2 separate regions of the Homo sapiens genome follow, and region 1 is linked to region 2. Evidence: read pairs that join two places in POLR2A ChIA-PET (ENCODE). Cell type or tissue: PC-9. All regions are shown on one strand.

The links. ChIA-PET counts read pairs that join two places held together with the same protein. Peaks named below come from ENCODE experiments on the same cell type or tissue, not always from the same donor. Only the 100,000 strongest peaks of a DNase experiment are listed, where the experiment ranks them.
Region 1: POLR2A ChIA-PET joins it to region 2 with 11 read pairs; 1 of 35 experiments calls an interaction of 5 or more read pairs at or near these places.

Annotation. Positions count from the first base shown.
Region 1 is chr11:33,642,231-33,647,230 of GRCh38, reverse strand. It overlaps KIAA1549L (KIAA1549 like), which reads right to left. Exons shown (of 21, transcript NM_012194.3): 17 at 1,195-1,545. Among named protein-coding and RNA genes, the nearest start is that of C11orf91, 56 kb to the left of the region's middle. RefSeq lists enhancers at 793-1,292, 1,293-1,794. In PC-9, no CTCF peak of the experiment used is centred here; a DNase peak (open chromatin) is centred at 4,450; H3K27ac peaks cover 1,419 bases.
Region 2 is chr11:33,505,558-33,510,557 of GRCh38, reverse strand. The region is part of intron 1 of KIAA1549L (KIAA1549 like); the gene reads right to left. Among named protein-coding and RNA genes, the nearest start is that of KIAA1549L, 130 kb to the right of the region's middle. In PC-9, no CTCF peak of the experiment used is centred here; DNase peaks (open chromatin) are centred at 2,397 and 2,894.

The sequences.
Region 1 (5,000 bases), 140 kb before region 2:
CTAATTTTTGTTTAGATGGGGTTTCACCACGTTGCCCAGACTGGTCTCGAACTCTTGAGCTCAAGTGATCGGCCCATCTTGGCCTCCCAAAGTGCTGGGATTATAGGTGTGAGCCACCATGTCCAACCCATGATTAATATTTTTATAGCATTTCCTACGTACCAAGCATTCTTATAGTACCTTACATACACCAACTCATTTAATCTTTACAAGTCTAGGACGTAGCTTATTTTTCTTATTTGTAAAGAATTTAAACAATTTCCCCAAGTTACAAAGCCAGGAAGTGGCTGTCAACCTAAATAACAGATTTTTTTTTTTTTGGTCTCTAAAAATAATGATGTTTATTTGGGAATGGTTATTGCAATGGGAATACCCATGCCATAGTAAACTGTGTTCAGGGAGGCAAAGGAAGACACAAGTTTTTAAAGGAAAAAGAGGGAGGATTGCATAATTGTTTTGAAATAATTATTCTTGGCTGCAAAAATCAATGACGAGTGTGGTACCAGTCCAAGCCTGGACAGGCAGTTGCTGGACAGATGTCCTCGCACAAGTATTTTGTGTGTGTGTAAGGTTGCAATGGCCTTTGTGCAAGATTGTGATTTTTGCAGAGTCTTTTATGATAGTTCTTGCTATCATGGATTTATGCATGAAACTCTCCCTGGCCTTCCTTGGCTCTATTTGCCAGGTTTTCAAAATTTTTCATTTAATTTTATTTAACACAAGTGATTCCATTCTGATTCTGTCAACTTTCATCTGGTAGACCTGAGATTTAAATTCGAGCCATCTGGCTCAAAGCCTGTGCGCTTAAACCACCAGGCCACACAACCCCTTAGCATGTGGCTCTGAGATGCCTTTTGATATTTAAAATGGGTCTCAGGCTTGAAAGTGTAGGAAACCACCAGTGCGTGAAGAATATGGTCAGCCATTTATAGAAGGGATAGTAGAAAAGGCAATTCATTCTAAAATACATTATGGCTGGAAAGAAGGGATTCTCACGTGCATTGTCCACAGGAGTCAAAAAGCTTAGGCTTTGGATCATGGGTGGAAGATGGGATGATGGGATGAGGGCCTGGCATAGTTCATCTCCAGATCCCAAAGCTTTTTATCTGTAGAAGCCCCTGCTCTGAGTCTCCTGTTGGAACTCACTGGGCAGACTGACCAGATGATGGCAGGTGGGTGGAATGAATGACTTACCGGCCGGGGCAGACTGTACTGATACATTTCTGGGCGGTAGGTCGGCACCCACTGCACCCCGGCCCTGGGCCGCGTCATGGTCCCCGGAGCGCTGGTCACCACCTCCGAATAGGGCAGGTGCTGGGCTGAGCCGTAGGCCTCTTGGTGCCGGCTCTGGCCTGCGTGGCCCGCGGATGCCAGGCTGAAGGCCTCCTCCAGCAGCATGTGCATCTGCTGCCTGACCTCGTCGATGGATGGCTGGGAGCTCAGTGTGGAGGTCTCCGAGTGGCCTTTCACCTGTCGAGACCTGGAATAGCCCCGGGGCTCAGGAACTCTGTCAATGTTGGTTTCCTCTATGATTTCAGGCTCAGTCTGTGGGAGGAAACAAAGCCCATTGATGTGTTTACTTTCCTTCCCGTGAAGGTGCTCTGTAATTTACTCTAAAACATTCACTTGGACAGGTGCTAGGATGCATCTGTGCTAATTTAAATTATATCCTACGTGCCCTATCTAGGAATTCACACTACTGGGGTACTCAGCCAGCACTCTATCAGGAAGGCCACACTCTGGCTATCGGTGTGCACTTCAGTTGCCCATAGATTGACCAATGCTGCAGGCTCTGCCTGTTAGTGTAACAGACTCGAGAAATGGCTTTCACCGATGACATTAACGGTACTTTCTAAAATCTTTTAGAGACATTCCCCACCCCTATGCCTTAGGGTATAAGACCCTGGAATGTCTTGTAATCTACACCTGGAGGGGTAGCATTCTAGATTCACTCCCTAAATGGTCCTGTGTCCAGCCTTTGGTTAAGGAAGTGCTGATTGCCTGATGCTACTTATCAGACAGAATAACAAAATCCTGCTTCTAGATCACAGCTCTTAAAGCGTGGTACGCAATCAGAAGCTCTGGGGGTGAGGCCCAGCCATCTGTGCTTTAATAAGCCCGCCAGGAGATTCCGATGCCTGTTCAAATTTGAAATCTACTGATCTAGAACGTTCTCCTGCCTTTCTTCACTGAACCTTTCATTCCAGCGAGCAGCTTCAGTACCAGGGTGGGCAGACAGCTGGAACTTCATAAGCTTCCAGAACAGGCTGCATGGACGGTCTCGTGCTTGCCTGCTAATGAATGCTTGCTTCGTAAGTGTCTGCTTTCTTGCTCTGAGGCTTCTGTGCCATCATTAGGTGGGGATGCCTGTAGGAGTTTATTCCACCAGTCTGGACGTGCATGAATCTCAAGGTGCAAGAACACAGAAGGGAAGAGATAGGGACTGCCAAGGCAATATGGGGAGGCTGCTGCCTTGTGGCGGATGCCACAGCAATAGCTAGACCCCATAAAGGTGCACAGAGAAGATAAAAGACAGGGTGTTCAAAACATTCCAACCAGGAGAGTTACTTTAACTTTCTGGTATTTCAGTTTCCTCATCTGTAAAATGAGGATAATACTGCCTCAAAGGCTTTTATAAGGATTAAATAAAGGTACATCTAAAGATTTTAGAATAGTAGCACATGGTAAAAACAATACTAGTTGCTGTCATCATCATAATCATCACTATTACTTTATTCATTCAACCACACATATTTCCATGTAATTACTATGTATAAAGCACCTTGATATATAAAATAAGCACAGCAAGTAAATGAGGGAATTCACCCAAAATGGGGAGTCCTTCCCTCCTTAAATATTACACATGAAGGTCATAACTGCATTATACTTCATTTTAAAAAGTATATTTACCTTTTTAGCATTAAATTAATACATGCTCATTAGCAAAGAAAGTGAAAATATAGAAAGCACAAAAAAATTACACGTTTCTTGTCATCTTATCTCCTAGAGTTAGGACTTGGCTAAAGTTCAAGATGAAAAGTGAGGTTTTCTATCAGCCTCTAAGTCTAGATTTATCAACAAACATCTACAGTAAGTAATTTAAAATATTGTAATATTTTTATACTAATAAGAGCAAGGACAGATTCTGGAGTAGAATGTAAAGTTACCTTTGCGATCATAAACAAGAACTCAAAGACATTTCATGCCTGGGTGCATGCCCCCCAAACTCCTGGGCTGGGGGACATATTGGGGCTCTTCTGCTCTTAGAAGCTCTTAAGAGAAAAAGCTTAAGGTCGCTGAGTGGGAAATGTGCTCCCTGAAAGCCAGCAGATCTGCCTGTTGAGATGTGGTTTTGCCTGGCGATACCTTCTAGAACACGAATGCAACCCTTGAAAGTTACGTTCTTCACAATGCATAGAACATTCAGAACTGAATTTCAGAGCCTGAAGGGACTTTAGGAGATCATTAAACTCAAGCCCCATTTTACATATGGGGAGGTGACTTATCTAAAGTTATGCAGAAGCAGGCAATGGCAGAGCCTCCTGCTCCCAGCTCCTGACCCATGCACATCCTGCAGCACGGCACTGCCTCTCATGTAAATGTCCTGTTCATGCTGGTTGCTAGCCACACAAGGCCCTTCCTCCCTACATCCAGAGTCTCCCTGATACATAACGGAGGCTTAATGCTCAACTGCTCCCAGGTGGGAGATTAACAGCACAGGGGTGAGCTGAGGTACAATTTCCCCACCCCTGAGCTGTGCTGTGCATTTCCAGACATATTGGTAGATCTATTATCACATGAATTTATAGTTGTGCCTTAGGGCAAAAGCATACTCCTTAGCAACATCTCCCTATTCCCACTGCCCCAAGAGCCCTGGGGTGGGGTAGTACTGGGGGTGGGTGAGTTCTCCGAGTAAGGTTGGTAGGGGAGTGCTAGGCCACCACACATATATATGTTATATATATACACACATACATAAGTGCTACCTTTGCTGGGAAGGTGGAGACTTTTTCTCCAGGCTCCCACTGCCACCTACCCCATGATCCCCAAATGAAGATCAGCCTCTGCTTCCCCCACAGGGTTTCCATTCTGCATGGGGAGTTCCCTTTAATTGGAAGGTCCAAGTATACTCTCCACAGGCTTGATGCGGCCACCAATCATCTCTCGATAGCTACAGATAGAAACAAGACTAGCTCTCATTATACCTGGCTTCCTCTCATCACACTTGGATTTGCTTACTTAAAGTATGACTTCCCCAAGACTGGATACTCCCTGAACCCATTTCACCTCTGTTTCTCAGGAGCCTAGCACAGGCACTTGGCATTCAATCAAGCTTTGTGAACTTAAACTGAAATAAATTCTGTCCACTTCCCCTTGTTAGATAGATAGAAGTTCTAAATTTCTTTTCAAAGAATCAGTATGTCAGTATGCTCAATTCTTTGCCTTCTACTTTTAAACTTAACTTCCTTGTAAAGAAACCTTTTTCGATTACCTGGTTCACCCTGACTCATTCCAATTACCTGCTCCACCCTGACTCATTCCGATTACCTGCTCCACCCTGACTCATTCTGATTACCTACTCTACCCTGACTCATTCCAATTACCTGCTCTGTCATAACCATTTCCACCCCCCCAAACCACTCACCCCGTCACTCTCTTTAAATCAGCCAATCGGAATTAGTTTAGCCTGTGCAGTCTAACCTTAGCCAATAGGGGAACGATACAGCAGCAGAGGCCACATGCGTCAGGGGTGAGAACCCCTTCCCCTCCCTTATCCAAGTGTGCGCTCACCATTGCTCCATCTATAAGGGTGCACCCTTCTATAGAAGTAACTTGCCTTGCTGAGAATTGAAAAGAAAATTTTACATTCAAGTGCTATTTCTTTTGCAGCACCGTAACTTTATTTATAACACCCTTGAGGTGGAAGTTGAGGTTAAGGTAAAAGGCCCACTTTCCCTAACACATTTCTTCCAATGCTAATGAGTTGCATGACAATAAGA
Region 2 (5,000 bases):
CATTAGTGTCCTCCACATCTGTTTACTTCAGAGACAAACAGTCCTGGGGTCTTAGAAACAAACCTTGTCCTGGCCATGCACAGTGGCTCACATCTGTAATCATAGCACTTTGGGAGGCCGAGACGAGTGGATCACTTGAGGTCAGGAGTTCAAGACCAGCCTGGCCAACATGGTGAAACCCCATCTCTACTACAAGTACGAAAAATTAGCTGGGAGTGGTGGTGCATGCCTGTAGTCCCAGCTACTCGGGGGGCTGAGGCAGGAGAATCACTTGAACCCGGGAGGTAGAGGTTGCAGTAAGCCGAGATCACAGCAGTGCACTCCAGTCTGGGTGACAGAACAAGACACGAAAGAAAGAGAAATCAAGAGATCAAGAGACTGAGAGAGATATATGAAAGAGAGAGAGACATGAGAGAGAGAGTGAGAGATCCTGCCCTGCTCTAAACTCTCCAAGCCAGTCCCATGCCACACACTAATGAAGGCTCCCTTGGCAGCTTCTTGGCACAATGTGATCACCAATGTGCTAAAAGCAGCCAGTTCCAAAGCCTCCCTCAAAACCCACTCTCATTTGATGCTGTGTGTAGAATTCTCCCCTGTATGAAATGTGGCACCAGCAGAGCAATTACTGACAGAGAGAAATGAGTCCCTAAAGGCACCAGGAGGAGAACACGGAACACTGTGGTGCAGGAGTCATTTCAACTCGCCTTCAGTTTCTGGGGATGATGAGAGGGACATTATTGAGGGCAGCCTGGGATGGCAGAGGTGGCTACATTCATTCCAAACACAAATCACACCATGTCCTGGCTATAAATTCCAGCAGCGGCAGGTGTATGCTTCAGAGGAATAGCTTCTGCAATTAAAAAAGTGACATTTTAATGGATTATGCAGATCAGCTAAGGCTCTAAATCATAAACCTCCTGCCTCAGATGGAATTGAGAGTGCAGGCCAAGCAAGAAGAGGCAGCATAAACACTATGAAAATTTTATGGCTCCTTCTGACCTTTTTATACTTCACTATGAAACCGAACATTAACCTTCACTTCCCGAGTGGGTCCTTTCTGCTGCCTAACAAAGGCAATAGTTCATCTTTGTAATGACGCATGAGCTTGCTTGACTTTGTACCTCTTGAGCATCCCAAATGTTAAGTGATATGGTCCCATTACCACTGGAAATAAACTAAGCTGGGTTTTTTGGTAATGGAGTAAGGAATGAGAATAAGCAGGGAGCAAGTACAAGGCTCTCTAGAGGTAAAATGCACAAATTAAAACAGAAGTGTGGTCTAGAAATGTCTTTGGTGTTTTCTGTTTGCAAACCATGGAGGGAAGGTTTGGCCTTTTCTGTAAGGTCTAAAGCTAAGAAGATAAGAAAGGAGAGCTGTCTTTAAAGACTGTGGGGAAGACAGAAGTGCCAACAAAACATCAGAAATACAATGCAGTGAGTGCAGAAAGTGCTAGAAGAGTGATAGAAACCAAGCCAGTGAAAATCTTTATTAGGATGTCAAGGTCACAGAAAAGGTGGCAAAACCCACTGGTCTCACTTCAGAAAACAAGTCACCTTCTCAACTGTCATTTGAGAGTTGAACTCCCCCAAAGAGACGACAGAACCAAAGAAGTGAAAGGAAGCCATCAGGCCCATATGCCCCAGCCGTCTCATTTTATACACAAAGAAACTGAAGCAAAAGGTTAAATGACTTGCCGAAGATCACAGAGCAAGGAAATGGGCTGGCCTACAGCAAAAACCCAGGCTTCCACTCTCTTCAAACATGATGCTTTCCATTCCTCATTGAGAGAATGGGTCTCAAAGGGATTTTCAAGAGGGTGGTCCAGATGCACAGTAAATGTACCTACTTCTCATGCAACTGTGTGATGTGTCATGATTAATGAATGACTCAAGGAAGACGGGGCTGAGAACAAGATGAGGTGAACGTGGATGTGAACTATATTTGGGTCATGGGGAAAAGTACATTGCCCAAAGCCTGGGGTAGGCAGAATAAGGACAATGAACCCAAGTACACACACGCAGGTGTAATTTTTCTACCCTAATGCTCTGTACATTACACCAGCAGCCATTCATTTTCACCTTTCCTCTTTTGCCTGTAAAGAGCAAAGAAGAGCAGTTTATTTGTGCTCCTCTAGTTGCCTCTCCTCCCATTAAGGCTAACAGTCCAGCAGGCAGTAAAATGACAAGGAAGGGGAAAGAGAAGAGGCCAGTGCCTGAGGTCCCTTATCTGTGAAGCCACCGTGGCTGGATGGTAAAATGTTAGTAGCAGCTATGGTGGATAATGTCAACTGGCTTGCTCAACATCCAGTCCAACCCCCTTCTAGCACGATGAGGCTGGATAACCAAAAACTACACTTCCCAGATGCCCTTGCAGCAGAGGTTTTATGTGGGAATTAGGTTCCCTGGAGCAGATGCATTGCGCAAGATCTTGATTGAGAGCTAAGTCCTGTGCAGAGAAAGGCAGAGTGCAGCAGACCTGTTTTGCTGCTGGGGACCCTGGCTACAGCAGCACTATTCTTGGGCATCAGCCTCATGATTATGCAGAGGCAGCAGCTCTCTTGGCAGCCCAGTCCTTCAAGATAGTTTTTGACAGTTATTCCTGAAAGTTCAACTTAGTATTGGTTCTTCAGCCCTCCCATGGAGTCAGTAAGCAAATGTAGTACTAACACGTATAATAAATCCCATTTCAGCATAAACTAGCTAGAGTGAATTCAATTGTCTGCAATCGAACCCTAACAGAGTCATATATCAATATAATACAATTTTGCTTGTAATGAGCCTTGGTTTGAGATAGCATATAAAGAACAGGAACTAATAGTTGAGTACTTACTCTGTTCGGGGTACTGTATACATATCATATGACTCAATGCTCAAAAATACCTTGTCAGGTAGGGAGGAGTATCTCTATTTCACAAACAAGGACTTGGTTACACAGTTGGCAAGCTACTGCCAGGGGTCAGACTGAGAACCAAAAACGGCCTGTATCCAGACAGCTTACTGTCTATGCTAAAATGACTCTTCAGCTGACTTCCCTGCCAGGACTTTCCAATTCCATTGTCGTCATCAACATGACTTTGCTCTTCCTCAGGAAACTCTTTGCCAGAAAGATCAAAGCTGCAAAAATGTTATTATTTGTTTCAAGAACTTCTCAAAAACCTATTTACAACTGCTCAGTTTTTCAATATATAGCATCAAACCAAGTCTCTGCAAAACTCTGGCTTTGCTGTATCCACTAATCTTAAGCTTTTATATCATGCTCCACCCCATCCTCATGAAGACTCCCCAAAACCTCATAAATATCCCAATTTTACTCTATACCCTCTGAGACATTAAGACTCCATCAAGGCAAAGCTGACTCTGACCTCAGCAAGCAATAAACTCGGCCTTGCCTTAGCAGCAAGGGATTTGGTGGTATTTTAGGGAGTCACGATTCAATAAAACCCAGATCTCCCTATGTTCCTTCTGCTACACCTTGCTGGTTCCCATTTAGGTTACCAGCAATTTGGTATTTTCCCTGGACTGAGTGGCTCAGGAGTTTGGTACACAAAACTGAACAGGGCTGATCCCCATCCCTGCCAAAGAGCCTCAAACCTGGGACTCTTCCTAAGCACCATGCCCTCCTTGGCCCATCCACTAACCTAGGCCCTGGTTTTGGTGGGAGGTGGGGCTTCCATGACAAACTGAACTGTGACATTGAATCTGTTTTTTAATACAGATTTATAAAAGTAGAACCCAAATATCAAGTAAAGCCTGATTTTGGAATTTTTCAAATATTTTTATGTTCTTCCAATGGGCTTTCATCTGAATGTTTTTTGTTGTTGTTGTTCAATTTTTTTTTTTTTTTTAGCAAGGTGTTATTCTGTCACCCGGGCTAGAGTGCAGTGATGCACTCATAGCTCACTGCAGACTTGAATTCCTGTACTCAAGGGATCCTCCCACCTCAGCCTCCCAAGTAGCTAGGACTAAATGCCACCATGCCCAGTTCATTTAAAAAAATTTGTTGTAGGGTCTCGCTATGTTGCCCAGGCTGGTCTAGAACTCCTGGACTCAAGAAATCCTCCTGCCTCAACCTCCCAAAGTGCTGATATTACAGGTGTGAGCCACCGCACCTGGCCCACCTGGGCGTTTTTATAGTTTGGATATAGCAGAAATGGTGATGAAACAAACCATCAGTACTACAGAATATCAGATGGTTTTCTAACTCGAGCGCCTTGCAGCCCCAGCATGTGCTTTGAATCAGCTTTAGACTAACTGCATCTCAAGGAGAGCAATGAGGAAGACAATACTCAGGAAACTGGGCATCCCCTCCCCATTAAAAGGCCAACTGATAAAGGGCAGAGCCAGGGCCCACTCCAGTTTCCTAACTTCAGGTGCAGAGCTCTTTCCAGAACCTAAGGTATCTACCATTGGGTAAGTCAGCATAACAAGTAAACACAGTTATTAGAGTTAGACTGCCTGGGTTCAAATCCTGGCTCTGCCACTTTTAAGCTGACAACCATGGGTAAATTTCTTAACTTCTCTCTGACTCAATTTCCTCATCTGTAAAATGGGGATAATGACAACTCACAAGATTATGGTATTGATGAAAATAAGATACCATATGATATACATAATTTACCCTGAGTAATTATGGTAATTAGCTTAGCACATGGTGAGTACTCAATAAATATAATCGATTATTATCGTATAACATTAGAATCTTTCACTTTGCTACTGAAATATTTTGAAGTCCTGGAATCATACTCCCAGGTGCCAAAAATCTGGCCATAAAAAAGCAAACTGGGAACTGTAGCTACAGGTGCGAAGGATCAAAGGGAAGACTCCTTTTTACTAATTGTTACAAATATTGCTACATTAACCTCCCAGAGAGCACAGATGGTGAAAGAAAGAAACTGTCCCATTGCTTTGCTCAGACCAGAAACAACAGGGGAATGAACAGATATAAGTGAAGACTCACTTTGACGAGAGTGGGAACAGAAGATAGTAAGAGGGAAATGGGGA